Regions from separate parts of the Homo sapiens genome. Here region 2 is linked to region 1. A link is a contact called in ENCODE Hi-C or POLR2A ChIA-PET data. All regions are on one chromosome and are shown on one strand. The core of a region is the stretch at or near the end of the contact, and the rest is flanking DNA. Distances in the headings are between cores, read along the strand shown.

Region 1 (7,489 bases), core at 4,957-7,456:
AACGACTCTTATTGCTCCTGCCATATCAGTGATCCTGGGGAAAAGTTACAAAACCTTTCCGAAGCTCACTTTTTATGGGAGTACCTCTACATCACAAGTTAGTTGTTTTGAACAAATAAGGTAATGAGGTGATATATGCAGTGTTGGGCACAGTGCTTGGTAAGTGCCATTTCCTATGCACTGTACTTCTGCCAGAGTTAATTTAAAAGTGGTCTCGGCTGGGCATAGTGGCTCACGCCTGTAATCCCAGAACTTTGGGAGGCTGAGGCGGACAGATCACTGGAGGTCAGGAGTTCAAGACCAGCCTGGCCAACATGGTGAAACCCTGTCTCTACTAAAAATACAAAAATTAGCTGGGTGTGGTGGTGGGAGCCTGTAATCCCAGCTACTCAGGAGGCTGAGGCAGGAGAACTGCTTGCATCTGGGAGGCAGAGGTTGCAGTGGGCCGAGATCGTGCCATTGCATTCCAGCCTTTGCACTTCAGCCTAGGCAACAAGAGCGAGACTCCGTCTCAAAAAAAAAAAAAAGAAAAAAAAAAGTGGTCTCAGAAGAAATACATATATTTAGGAAATATATTTAACTCTCACAACCCAGGAGAAAAATGAGCAAAGAATGTAATAAAATTCTAAAATATGTATTCACTTTCACCCAGCAAGTTTAACTCTAGAAATTTATCCTATAAGGCCGGGCGTGGTGGCTCACACCTGTAATCCCAACACTTTGGGAGGCTGAGGTGGGCGGATCACCTGAGGTCAGGAGTTTGAGACCAGCCTGGACACCATGGTGAAATCCCTGTCTCTACTAAAAATACAAAAATTAGTTGGGCATGGTAGCACATGCCTGTAGTCCCAGCTACTCTGGAAGCTGAAGTGAGAAAATCGCTTGAACCCGGGAGGCGGAGGTTGCAGTGAGCCAAGATTCTGCCACTGCACTGCAGCCTGGGTGACAGAGTGAGACTCGGTCTTGAAAAAAAAAAAATCTTATATAAGTAACTGCAAAAATGCCCAAAGATATTTGTATAGGGAGGGATGTTCAATACTGCATTGTTGATAACAGTGAAAAACAATAAACAAGATCTAGTAAGAGGGGATTAGTTTAATAACCATGGAATAACCATACTACGGAATTCTAGGTAGTCAGGCTGTATGTATTCATTGGAATGATAATTACATCCTACTGTTGACTGAAAAAAATCGGGTCATTATATATATAAAGTATGTATAATATAATCCCATTTACATTTTAAAATATGTGCATTTGGAAAAGGTACATACCAAATACAAGATATTTGCCTGCCTCTAATGGGAGAGGACGGATGAGACAAGAGAGGCTATGGGGTGGTGGGGAGGGGTTCAGCTCGATTGATTGTGTTTTATTTCTTAATCCAGATGGTAGTATATGACAGCTCATTATTTTCTCCTTTTTATCTTCCTGCATGTTTGAAATATGTGTTACATGCAAGAATGCATGCAGAAATAGGGTCTGAAAGGATACAAAGGAAACCAATAACTAGAGTTATTTTGGGGGCAAAACTACAAGGCATGGTTTGTAAATTTTCTGCCTTGTACACATCTGTATCATTTGAGTTTTACAAAATAAGCACTTACCACTTTTATAATAAAAATGAACTAAAATAAAATTGCCAATCTGTATAAACTCCTCTATTTTTCTACGATTATTTAAGGAAAACTGGACCAGAAGTACCACAATAGCAGGAGTAGACTACTATCATGAGGCTGAAGATGACAGAATGTCTCTACAATGGAGCCCAGCTTACTCATTATAAGTCTTTTCAGTCTGGTCACATCATGATAGGTATAGAAAAGCAGGCAGTGAGATATTTCCCCATCTCTTCCAGCTCTGCCAGATTCTTGGTAGTAACCCTCCACAGATTTAGGGAGAGATGCATGAATCACAAATCGCACGTCCGGTTTGTCAATCCCCATTCCAAATGCAATTGTAGCACAGATAACCTGATATAAAAGCAAAAGCTTATTAGATTCATAAGGCACAGACTTGAAGGAACATTTTCATAATAGATGCTTCTAAAAGCTCTATCATTTGTTTTACTTTAAAATGCACACTACATAACAACCTAATATCTTAACTTGGTCCAACTATTTAGTATAACTAATATGAGTTTTTATACTGATAACTTGCAATGCCATTAAAACCCAAGAAGGTAAAGAGAAGCTCAGCATGGCAGGCACTTTCTTGTATGACTTGGCATTCTCATGTAAGAGAGCCAGAATCAACTGCAGTCAGCCCACGATGTGCTGCCACTGTTCTCTGTTTTTGCTACTGAGGTGTGGGGGGTGTTGCTCACACAGTCATGATATCCAGGTCAGTGATCACAAGCAACGTGTTGCTCAGGAGCTCCAGGGTGTTCCCAGGGCTCCTCAGAGGTCACTGCTGCTAGTTCCTCCAATGGTTCAGGAACAATACGTTCTTACCTGCTCCACTGCTTATCATCAGTTTTCCCAATAGCACCAGCTGATCACACATCAACTCCTTCTATTCATCAGCTGATTTAAAGTCAAAGCTTGTACAATTTTAATGGAAACTCATGTGGGTAAAAGTCTGAGAGCTACTTATACCAAAAAAAAAAAAAAAAAAAAAAAAAAAAAAAAAAAACACCAGGGACTGCGGATCTTAGACCTTACAAATTACTTAGTGGAAGCAAGGTGATAGTTCACTCTCAGGAGCTTGATAAATCAGTTTTCAAGGATATCCATTTCAGTTGAGAATTTAGGAGCTATTTAACCCAGACCAAAATGTTATATCTCCAGGCAAAATTACACTTCACAAATAAAACTGCAAGTTTTTTTTTAGCACTTAAAAAAATGAATTGCTACTGCAAGAACAGTATTTCAAAGGCATCTGAAATATCTGGCAGGCAGACTGAGACTAATGACATGATTTCAGTAACTGTGAGTACCAGCGGAAGGAACTGCAAGCTCTGGAGTATGTGGACAGTAAAGGGGTACATTTATCAACACCAGGAATGGCGGTGAGTGGCCTGCGCTCTCGGTTAGTCATCCATCTACATTTATGGCACTCTGATCAAAGGCAAATCTCCTTGGAAACAGAAAGACTATTGTAGCTTCTAGTGATGGAGAGCAGGTGGAGAAGCTGCACAGCAAGATGTGTCAGCCGACAGGTCCGGAAGCATGACCCACAGGGTTCCATGAAGTCCAGGTGCATCTCCCAGTATCAGGGCGGGCACAGGGCTGTGAGGCACCGCCTGCAGCCTCCAGATGAGGATGCAAGGCTGCCAACTCTTTCTGAAAGCTCTTATTTCTTGAAATTGGGAAAAGTGGCTTTGTTTAATTGTGATTTCCTTCTTTATTTCTGCGCTTTTAAAACTTCAAGCCACAATCATTCTTTGTGAAGAATAATGGCCAAGTTTTATTCTATCTCATGAATCTAACGAGATCAAGTCTGTCGAGCTGGTGTAGGCTAATATTACATGCTGACTGTAAGGATTAATTAGTCTGAGAGCAGAAATAATTAGGTTTTTATAAACCCCTATTGTTTAACCATATTTTTTATCAAAGTTATATATATATATATATATATCTCCATTGTAGATTATTTATACTATACATAACCATTTAAAGCACTTGAAAAAAATCATTTTTTTTTTTTTTTGAGACAGTCTCGGTCTGTTGCCCAGGCTGGAATGCAGTGGCGTGATTTTGGCTCACTGCAACCTCCACCTCCAGGGTTCAAGCTATTCTCCTGCCTCAGACTCCCGAGAAGCTGGGACTACAGGTGTGCACCAGCATGCCAGGCTAATTTTTGTATTTTTTGTAGAGATGGGGTTTCGCCATGTTGCCTGGGCTGGTCTTGAACTCCTAGGCTCAAGTGATCTTCCCACCTTGGCCTCCCAAAGTGCTGGGATTACAGGTGTGAACCACCATGCCTGGCCCTTTCATGCAAACTTTTTCCTTATCATGTATTGTTTTTACATGTTTTCCTGTTCCACTGATCTGCCTATAATGTACTGCAAACTAGTGTTCCTGTATTATTAGGTTTTTTGCCAAACTCTCTTAGTTATTTTCACTTGAATATTCTTCCAGGCAAACTTTAGAAAAAGTTTATCAAAGGGAAAAGAACAAAAAACCAAAAAAAAAAAAAAAAAAAAAAACAAAACACTGGCATTTGGGTTAAATATATAAACTAATTTGGGAAGACTAAAATCAGTATTTCAGTGAAGACAAATGAGTGATGTATTTCTAAACTTTTTGCATATCTGAAAATGACCTTTTGTTGGTTTCAACATAAATGACAGTGAGCTGGGTACGAAATTCTTCAGTCCCAGTCTTCCTTCTTCCAATTCTGAAGACAGTCTTCTATTATTTTTGTTATATATTTGTTATGTATTTATTTATAACACACTTATCTGTTTCAATTATCCTGCTTTCTTGCTTGGGTACACTTACTATTCTTAGGCTGAATCCTTACCTCCTTTTGTCAACAAAGATAATTTCCACCCCACCCCATTTTAATCTCTTTTTTCCCTTGCATTCTCAAGCTACTCACTACATCACTGATTCTATTGTCTCCACTGAGACTGAGTCATTCCATTTGTGTCTTAATATATAATTCTGCTCTTAGTTTTGTTTTTCTTACTTGGATAAGCTGAATTTTTCTTTCTTTTTTTTTTTTTGACATAGAGTCTTGTTCTGTTTCCCAGGCTGGAGTACAGTGGCACGATCTCGGCTCACTGCAACCTTCGGCTCCCAGGTTCAAGTGATTCCCCTGCCTCAGCCTCCTGAGTAGCTGGGACTACAGATGCCCATCACCACGTCCGGCTAATTTTTGTATTTTTAGTAGAGACAGGGTTTCACCATATTGGCCAGGCTGGTCTCAAACTCCTTGATCTCAGGTGATCCGTCCACATCGGCCTCTCAAAGTGGTGGGATTACAGGGGTGAGCCACTGCACCTGGCCATAAACTGGATTTTTATTTCTCCCTTCATCTCACCCTGTGATCTTATGGAAGTTGTTACTAGTTCACGTATATTAAGTCTTCTTATATCTTTCTCGGGATACTAAACTGATATCCTCTAAAATTTTCTGTTTTCCCAGAGAAAACAATTTTGAGAGATATTTTTCCTCTGAATCTTCAAAGTAAATACTTTTTCCTGAGCTGAAACTTTTCATTGGCTCCAAGTAATTATTAGTTGTTTTGCTGAAATTCATCCTTTCATTTAGAGGGATCTATCCAAGGCTGGCATTTACCACAATAAGAGATGCCTAAAGTAGGCTGGGTGCGGTGGCTCACGCCTGTAATCCCAGCATTTTGGGAGGCCGAGGCGGGCGGATCACGAGGTCAGGAGATCGAGACCCTCCTGGCTAACGTGGTGAAACCCTCGTCTCTACTAAACATACAAAAAAAAATTAGCCGGGCGTGGTGGCGGGTGCCTATAGTCCCAGCTACTCGGGAGGCTGAGGCAGGAGAATGGCGTGAACCCGAGAGGCGGAGCTTGCAGTGAGCTGAGATCGCGCCACTGCACTCCAGCCTGGGCGACAGAGTGAGACTCCCGTCTCAAAAAAAAAAAAAAAAAAAAAAAAAAAAAAGAGATGCCTAAAGTATTTTCAGCTTTCCTCCCCACCCACCTGGGTGACGGCAAATTTCTCATCTCGGAAACAGATGCCCAATATTGTTAGTTACTAGGGAAATGCAAATCAAAACCACAAAGAGGGCCAGGCGTGGTGGCTCACACCTGTCATCCCAGCACTTTGGGGGGCTGAGGTGGGCGGATCATGAGGTCAGGAGTTCACGACCAGCCTGGCCAATATGGTGAAACCCTGTCTCTACTAAAAATACAAAAATAAGCTGGGTGTGGTGGCATGTGCCTATAGTCCCGGCTACTTGGGAGGCTGAGGCAGGAGAATTGCTTGAACCAGGAGGCGGAAGTTCCAGTGAGCCAAGATTGCGCCACTGCACTCCAGCCTGGGTGACGTGAATTCCTTGCTTGAATTATTCACGTGTGTGGTCTTCCATGTAAATAAAAAAAAACCCACAAAGAGATACCATTTCCCACACACAAGGATGAATACATTAAAAAAGCTGGACAATAAAAAATATTGGTGAAGACGTGGAGACACTGGCACCTCATACATTGCTGGTGAGAATGCAGAACTGCAGAGCCACTTTGAAAAGCAGTTTCACAGTTCCTCTAAAAGTTAAACAAAGAGTTGCCATTTGACCCAGCAAGTCCACTCCCAGGTGTCTACCCAAGAGAACTGAAAACATATGTCCGTGGAAAAACTTGTACGTGAATGCTCACAAAGCCATTATTCATAGTAGCCAAGAAGTAGAAACACATCGGGGATGGTGGCTCACACCTATAATCGCAGGAATTTGGTAGGTTGAGGCAGGATTATCACTTGAGCCCAGGAGTTCAAGACCAGGCTGGGCAACACAGGGAGACCTCGTCTATACAAAAAATAAAAAAATTAGCCAGGCATAGTGGTGCGCCTGTCGTCCTAGCTACTTGGGAAGTGGGAGGATTGTTTGAGGTACGGTCTGCAGTGAGCAGAGATCATGCCATTGCACTCTAGCCTGAATGAAAGAGTAAGACCCTGTCTCAAAAAAAAAAAAAAAAAAAAAAAGAAAGAAACGAAACAAGCCAAATGTCTAACCAGCTGATGAGTAGATAAACAAACTGTGTTATATCCATATAACAGAATATTATCTGACCATAAAAAGGTATGAAGTACTCATATATCCTAAAATATGGATAAATCTTGAAAAAATTATGCTAAATAAAAGCAAACAGGCCAGGCGAGGTGGCTCATGCCTATAATCCCAGCACTTTGGGAGGCTGAGGCAGGTGGATCACTTGAGGCCAGGAGTTCGAGACCAGTTTGAGTCTCCACTAAAAATATTAAATACAAAAATCAGCTGGCCATGGTGGCGCACATCTGTAATCCCATCTACTCAGGAGGCTGAGGCAGGAGAATCACTTGAACCTGGGAGGCGGAGGTTGCAGTAAGCGAAGATCTCTCTACTGCACTGTAGTCTGGGCGACAGAGTGAGACTCTGTCTCCGGAAAAAAAAAAAAAAAAGAAAAGTCACAAAGACCACATACTGTATGATTCTATTTACATGCAATGTACAGAGTAATAAACTCTAGAAACAGGTTAGCAGTAGTTAGTAGATTTGTGGTTTCCAGGCATTAGGGGGTGGGGGAAGTGACTGGGTATGAGGTTTCTTTTTATGGTGATCAAAAATTCTGGAATTAGATAGAGATGATTATTGTACAACTTTGCAAATAAACTAAAAAGTACTAACTTGTTTGCTTTGAAAGGATAAATTTTATGATATGTGAATTATATCTCAAGCAGATTTTTTTTATGAAAGAAAAAGCAACTTTAGAAGTCTCAAAGAAAATCTGTTTTTTAAATTTCAGTCTTATTTTGATGTTTACTACCTTCAAGGTAAAAACAGTTTGCATTCTACATGTGCATGTTTGGTT
Region 2 (7,489 bases), core at 3,521-6,020, 130 kb after region 1:
CCATCACCGTCAGCGGATTGATGAATTGCGCTCCCTTTTCAGGGCTCCGTTAGTTTTTGTTTTGTTTTATTTTTAAGACAATCTTGCTCTGTGGCCCAGGCTGGAGTGCAGTGGCGTGATCTTGGTTCGCTGAAGCCTCGACCTCCCAGGCTCAAGCGATCTCCCCGCCTAGGCCTCCAGGGTAGCTGGGACCACAGGCACGTGCCACCACACCTGGCTATTTTTCTGTTTGTTTTGTTTTGTATTGTTTTGTTTTGTTTTGTAGAGACAGGGTTTTGCCATGTTGCCCAGAATGGTCTCTAACTCCTGAGCTCAAGGGATCCTCCTGTCTGGGCCTCCCAAAGTGCTGGGATTACAGGCGTGAGCCACCACACCTGGCCTTTTTTTTTTTTTTTCTCTCAAAATCGCATCACACGCAGCACAGGGGTCCCTTAGTCTCTGCATTTCACCGAAGGTCGGAGATTTTCCTTGATTGTCTTTTCCCGTGGCCAACATCAGGGCTGGTGGCTTTAAGAGTCCTGGGGGACACTTTTCTCTTAAGGATCTGGTAGCTTTCACTCCATTGTCTCAGGCATTGACGGTTGCATGAGAAGTTCACGGTTGTCCTGATTATTAAGATCTTCGGAAATCATCTAAGTTTGAATTTTTTCTGCATGAAATTTGGGAGAAGTCTTTATTTATTTATTTATTTTTGAGACGGAGTTTCACTCTTGTTGCCCAGGCTGGAGTGGCCATCTTGGCTCCCTTCAACCTCTCACTCCCGGATTCAAGTAATTCTTGTGCCTCAGCCTCCCGAGTAGGTGAGATTACAGGCATGCGCCACCACACCCAGCTAATTTTTGTATTTTTAGTAGAGACTGGGTTTCACTATGTTGGCCAGGCTGGTCTTGAACTCCCGACCTCAGGTGATCCACACGCCTCGGCCTCCCAAAGTGCTGGGATTACAGGTGTGAGCCACCACGCCTGGCCAGAAGTCTTTATTTTTGTACCAAGTTTAAGAGTTTCGCCAAGAGATAGCTTAGGGTCAGTAGTCTCGTTTTAATTGGTACAAGATGACCCATCTCAGTTCATTTTAAAGTCTTGCATTCATTTATTTGACAAATATTTATTGAGTGCTTACTATATGCTAGGTAGGCACTGTTTTAAGTTCTGGGGAGAGAGCAGTGAAGAAAATAGACAAGCTCTTTGTCCTTAAGGATTTTACAATGGGGTGTGTGTGTGTGTGTGTGTGTGTGTGTGTGTGGTGTGAGTGAGAGAGAGAACAAGTTTTTGATTATTGATTTCCTTCCACCTGATTTATTTTATCCAGAAACTTAAAGTGTTTTTCCCTCATACTATATCTTCACACTTTATCCTAAATGCCTGGCATTTTCCCTTGTTTTCTTTTCATCTCTCCATTAATTTCCCTCACTTGCCACATAGGTTTCTCTTGTTGATCTTCTGCTTAATAATCCAATTTCCTGTAAGCCTATTTATTTCCGCTTCCAGGGACAATCTGATATGATGAAGCACCCAGTTCCCCCTGCACTGTCCCTGTCTAATCTCCCTCAGAATAGGTAATAGCTGTTTTCTAAAATCTCCTTACATTTCATATGAGAGATCTATTTCAGGAAATAGGATTATCAATACAATTTTGCTGCTTTCTTCTTTTACATCTGTGCTCAGGGCTTTCTCACTGGGATCAGATTAATTTTCTTCCTCTTATATTCAGACCTCCATGCAATTCATGTGTAAATCCAACAAGAGCAAGTGGATGTTTAAACCCTTGTAGCATGTATGTGTAAATAAAGAGAAGAAAGGAAGGAGGAATGGAGCGGAGGGGAGAGGACAATTTAAATAGTGCCAGCGAGTCTACCTATCATTCTACTCAGAGTGTGTGCCCAGAATAAGCAGAGATAGATGCGATGGGAGCCTGTTACTCTCTCAGTGGGTCTCACAAATGCCTCTTACACTGTGAGCATCTCATTATGAGGACTGTGACTTTCATGTCTAAAGATGTGTATTTTTTGGCCAGGCACGGTGGCTCACGCCTGTAATCCCAGCAATTTGGGAGGCTGAGGTGGGCGGATCCTCTGAAGTCAGGAGTTCAGGACCAGCCTGGCCAACATGCTGAATCCCCGTCTTTACTAAAAATACCAAAAAAAAATTAGCCAGGCATGGTGGTGCATGCCTGTAATCCCAACTACCCGGGAGGCTGAGGCAGGAAAATCACTTGAATCCGGGAGGCAGAGATTGCAGTGATCGCGAGATCACTCCAGCCTGGGCAACAGGGCGAGACTCTGTCTCAAAAAAAAAAATAAAATAAAATAAATAAATAAATAAATAAATAAATGTATGGGTAATTTAAGGGATTTTCATGAGTAACTCTGTATGGGATAAAGTCTTACGTAGAGATTTTAGAATCACTCCTCCGATAAGATGTGACCCTATCATACTAGACTTGTCAACCACAGTGTCTGAGCGGCCATGGGACTTCTAATTGACTAAGGTAGGCAGACACATCTCCCTGAAGCTTCCAATTTATAGGCCACCTGGCAATCTATGGCATGGCTTGGTACAGACAGATAAGATGAGCCAATCATATTCCCCTTCTCTGGAATCTGAAATTGGGAATAACCAAAGGAAGAGGCACTTAGCCATGGAAACTGAGGCTTCATGAAATGCACTGTCATTTTTGCAATACCCTATTGGCTACACAGGTCAGCTCTATTCAATATAGGAAGGAACTTCATGGCACAATTCATTAATTTAACATTTGTTGAGCACCTATGATGTGCCAGGCACTGTTCTAGGTCCTGAGGATATGGTGATGAACAAGATCCCCACTCTCATAGCTTACCCAGCAGATGCCCTAGGCAGGCAATGAATAAATATATGAGCAAGATGAAAAGAGAATGCCAGAAAGCCCTGAAGTTTTGGAGCAAAGCCATGAACTCTTTTCACAACTATTTCCTTTTTGAAAAACATCTCTCCACTTGCTGTTGGGTTCTGTTGTTTGTGAGTGCAAGGATGGAAGAAGGCAGATGACGATGTTAAGCAGCCAAAGGGGTGGACTGTTCAGGCCATGGAGTTAGTGTAGCAGGAGATTAACAATAATAACTAAGGCTGGGCGCAGTGGCTCACGCCTGTAATTCCAGCACTTTGGGAGGCTGAGACAGGCAGATCATCTGAGGTCAGGAGTTTGAGACCAGCCTGGCCAACATGGTGAAATCCTGTCTCTACTAAAAATGCAAAAATTAGCCAGGCACAGTGGTGGGTGCCTGTGATCCCAGTACTTGGGAGGCTGAGGCAGAAGAATTGCTTGAACCCAAGAGGCGGAGGTTGCAGTGAGCCAAGATTGCACCACTGCACTCCAGCCTGGGCGACAGAGTGAGACTCCATCTCAAAAATAATAATAATAACTGATAATAATATAGAACAATTCTAACAATATACTGTGATAAAACTGATGTGAATGTGGTTTCTCTCTCTCTCTCTCTCTCTCTGTCTCTCTCAAAATGCCTTATTGTACTGCACTCACCTATTTTTAGATGGTGGTTGACCGCAGGTAACTGAAACCACAGAAAGCAAAACTGCAATGTGGGGGGGCTGCTTGCATGCTCCTTTCAGACCTGTTTGTGAGAGAGTTTTAACTGGAGGGTATCTAAATAATCAGAGAGTGGGAAGAGAAAGGGGTACTCACTTTTTATAGTTTTGTATTGTTTGTGAATGTTTTCTATTTCATATGTTTTGTAATTAAAGCCAAAAAGGGTAATGACAAAAAGGAAAAAAAATGCTATGTGTCTGGCTTTTGGGAAGTTATTAGAGGGAGTGGAAATTCTACCACCTCCTATTGCTAAATCTCATTAAAGTGCCCTTGAAATCAACCCAAACCAACTCTCAGGCACGGCCAGAACAACGGAGGCAGAGCAGAGCTCAGGATCCTGAATCCACACCCCCCGGCCACTCCTGGTGGGAAGAGAAGAAGGGGGCTCGTTTCCTGTGGTTCCCACCCTACCTGGCTGGAGAGGCTGATGTGGGGCGAGGTGTGACCACCAGTGCATGTAGGAGGCGGAGAAGGCAGTTTCTCCCACTGGCCGGTGCCCTGGGCCCAGCCCAGGACGGGGAACTAGGACAAGAGCCCAGCCCTCCAGCATCAGGTCTGGCGTGGCTCTGGGAGGAAGGAGGAAGAAAACTCACCCATGTCACCCCAAGTCATGGGGCATTTCCAGTGAGCACATACAGACTTAGGAACCCGGGAGAAAGCCTGGAGGCTAGAAAAGCTGAGACCACAGTCAGCTGGGCTGCAGATCTTTGCTCCGCCTTCCTCCAGACAGCACAAGTGACTCAGCCCTCCCCAGGGTGCTGCTTCTCGCTCTGACACCACGATTTGGCCTCCTCTCACTCACAACTCTATCTCCTCTCTGTGTCATTCCTCCTACTCAGGGCCGATAGTCAAAATATCAAACCACTAATAAAGCATGGGCACCTGCCAGTCAGACTACACACCAGCTGGGAACAATGGCTAGAGGTAGCAAATTGCCCCAAAACTTAGTGGCATGAAACAACAAACATTTGTTACATAACACACTAATGGGTCAGGAGTTTGGGTGGTTCTGGCTCAGGGCCTCTCATGAAGTTGTCAGCATGTCAGAGTTGGAACCATTTGAAAGCTTGGCTGGGGCTGGAGGATCCTCTTTCAAGGTGTCTCATTCACAAGGCTGTCGGCAGAAAGCCGCAGTGCCTCCCCAGTGTGTGGGCCTCTCCATAGGGCTGCTTGAGTATCTTCACAACATGGTGGCTGGCTTCCCCAGAGGGAGACATTTGAGAGACCAAGGCAGAGTCACAATGTCTTTTATGACCTATCCTTGAAAGTTATATACCGTCACATTGCAGCATCCTATTGGGTCAGCCCTAGTCAATGTGAGAGGGGCTACACAAGAGTGTAAATACAAGGATGCAAGGATCACTGGAGGATGTTTTGGAGGCTGGCTACCCCAGGTACTATATTATGTCCTGTTTAAAACTCTCTAATGGCTTCCCACTAACCTCAGAATAAAATCCAAATGTCTTACCATGATCTGCAAGGCCTGGCATGAACTGACTCCTACCTACTTTCCAATCTCATTATGTTCCTCTTTATTCACCTGCACTAAACTCCAAACACATCAACCCTCCCTACATCCATCAACATCTGAAGCTCATCCTTTACATTTTCTGCTCCCCGTGTCTAGAAGTCTCCTCGCCCAGATCTTTCTATGGCTAGTTCCTTCTCATTGTTTGGGTCTCAGCCTAACGTCACCTCCTCAGAGAGGCTTCACTGACCCCTTATCAAGTGTAGCCCTCACCCCACCTGTCACTCTGTCTTACATCACCTTGTGCTGACCTCCTCCTAGCACTGATCTCTATCTGAAAGTAATTTATTTGATTATTGCTTTTCTCCCTTCGTGTACTGGTAGGAGTCCTTAATTACAAGCAACAGACTGCTCTTTAGCTGCTTTTAAGCTACAGAGGAACCTATTAAAGGATAGGAGGTGCCTCATAAAATCTTAGCGAAATCAGAGAACCAGGCTCAAAGGCCATTTACCTGCACTGGTTCTTTCTGCTGCTGCCTCTGGGATCTGCTGTCATCCTGACAGAAAGGACTCCAGTCATCTGCTTCTCAGTGTCACTTAGCCTCATGCAGGAGCAGCCAACGGGTGGTGTCTTAAGTTGTATGCTGTGCCCAATCTTCAAGAGAGATGGGGAAAGGTTCTGGCTTCCATCATAAGCAGGTGTGAGTTCATAAGGTAGGAAATTCGCAAAATAGGAAGACTGTTCCATGGGCTGGGGAAGCCAAAGAGAGCTGATGCTATTTGGCCTCGACAGTCCACGCCTTTAGCTGCTTAATGTCATCAGCCAGCCTTCCTCCATCCTTACGCTTACTAACAGCAGAACCCAACAGCAAGCTGAGAGATGCTTCTCAATAAGAAAATAATTGGGAAAAGAGTTCATGGCTTTCGGGCCGGGCGCGGTGGCTCACGCCTGTAATTCCAACACTTTGGCAGGCTGAGGCTGGTGGATCACGAGGTCAGGAGTTCGAGACCAGCCTGACCAACACGGTGAAACCCCATCTCTACTAAAAATAGAAAAATTAGCTGGGTGTGGTGGCACGTGCCTATAATCCCAGCCACTCGGGAGGCTGAGGCAGGAGAATCGCTTGAATCCGGGAGGCAGACGTTGTGGTGAGCCGAGATCGCACCACTGCACTCCAGCCTGGGTGACAGAGCAAGACTCTGTCTCAAAAAAAAAAAAAAAAAAAAAGAGTTCATGGCTTTACTCCAAAACTTTAGTGCCTTCTGCTATTCTCTTGTCATCTTGCTCACATATTTATTTATTGCCTGCTTAGGGCACCCACTGGGTAACCTATGAGAGCAGGGATCTTGTTCATCACCATATCCTCAGGACCTAGAACAGTGCCTGGCACATCATAGGTGCTCAATAAATGTTAATGAATTGTGTACATGAAGTCCCCTCTGTGGACTGATGGCCAAACCTCGCCCCACATCAGCCTCTCCAGCCAGGTGGGATGGGGATGGTGGGAAGCGAGCTCTCCTCTTCTTCTCTTCCCACCAGGAGTGGCCGGGGGGTGTGGATTCAGGATCCTGAGCTCTGCTCTGCCTCCGTTGTTCTGGCTGTGCCTGAGAGTTGGTTTGGGTTGATTTCAAGGGCATTTTAATGAGATTTAGCAATAGGAGGTGGTAGAATTTCCACTCCCTCTAATAAATTCCCGAAAGTCAGACACATAGCATTTTTTTTCCTTTTTGTCATTACCCTTTTTGGCTTTAATTACAAAACATATGAAATAGAAAACATTCACAAACAATACAAAACTATAAAAAGTGAGTACCCCTTTCTCTTCCCACTCTCTGATTATTTAGATGCCCTCCAGTTAAAACTCTCTCACAAACAGGTCTGAAAGGAGCATGCAGGCAGCCCCCCCCCATCGCAGTTTTGCTTTCTGTGGTTTCAGTTACCTGCGGTCAACCACCATCTAAAAATAGGTGAGTGCAGTACAATAAGGCATTTTGAGAGAGAGAGAGACCGCATTCACATCAGTTTTACCACAGTATATTGTTATAATTGTTCTATTTTATTATTAGTTGTTAATCTCTTACTGTGCCTAATTTATAAATTAAACTTTATCATAGGTATGCATGTATAAGAACAAACATAGTCTACATAGCGTTCAGTCCTATTAGCTGTTTCAGGCATCCCCTGGAGGTCTTGCAACGTATCCCCTGAGGATAAGGGGGGTGCCTATTGTACTCGTTCATGTCCATGTAGGGTTGAGCTGGCATTTCCAAAGGACAGATTCCTAGAAGTTTATCTGCACATTTGCAGTGTTGATAGGTTCTTCCAAATGGCCCTTCAAAAGATTCTACAGCATATAGTGCCCACAGTTTACGGAGCACTACTTTCCCTTTGCCAACTCTAGATATTATCTGTTTTAAAATTTGCATTTATCTCA

What was found. A loop is a pair of places that touch in the nucleus more often than their neighbours do. ChIA-PET counts read pairs that join two places held with the same protein, here RNA polymerase II (POLR2A). Pooled maps may share reads with other maps.
Region 2: a loop to region 1 is called in a map of endothelial cell of umbilical vein, with 1.8 times the contacts of the local background. The contact joins the promoter of LINC01585 here to the enhancer-like site in region 1. A Hi-C loop is called at or near these places in 1 of 168 maps with a recorded cell type or tissue (endothelial cell of umbilical vein), 5 of 37 single-sample maps with no recorded cell type and 4 of 50 pooled maps. POLR2A ChIA-PET finds 5 or more read pairs at or near these places in 7 of 52 experiments (B cell, GM10248, GM12878 and 4 more).

The regions. Positions count from the first base shown.
Region 1 is chr15:90,785,133-90,792,621 of GRCh38, reverse strand. BLM (BLM RecQ like helicase) reads right to left here. Exons shown (of 22, transcript NM_000057.4): 15 at 1,778-1,973. Among named protein-coding and RNA genes, the nearest start is that of BLM, 72 kb to the right of the region's middle. Within about 2 kb of position 6,206, at least 5 of the 41 ENCODE cell types and tissues checked have a DNase peak (open chromatin) inside an H3K27ac peak, as active enhancers do; they include B cell and GM12878, where a contact is called at or near this core.
Region 2 is chr15:90,657,515-90,665,003 of GRCh38, reverse strand. LINC01585 (long intergenic non-protein coding RNA 1585) reads right to left here and starts at 4,770. Exons shown (of 3, transcript NR_120371.1): 1 at 4,180-4,770; 2 at 3,521-3,611; 3 at 50-649. All of the region lies in intron 2 of CRTC3-AS1 (CRTC3 antisense RNA 1), which reads left to right. RefSeq lists enhancers at 1-156, 197-246, 3,624-3,673, 3,814-3,863, 4,086-4,614 and 1 more and a silencer at 1,853-1,902.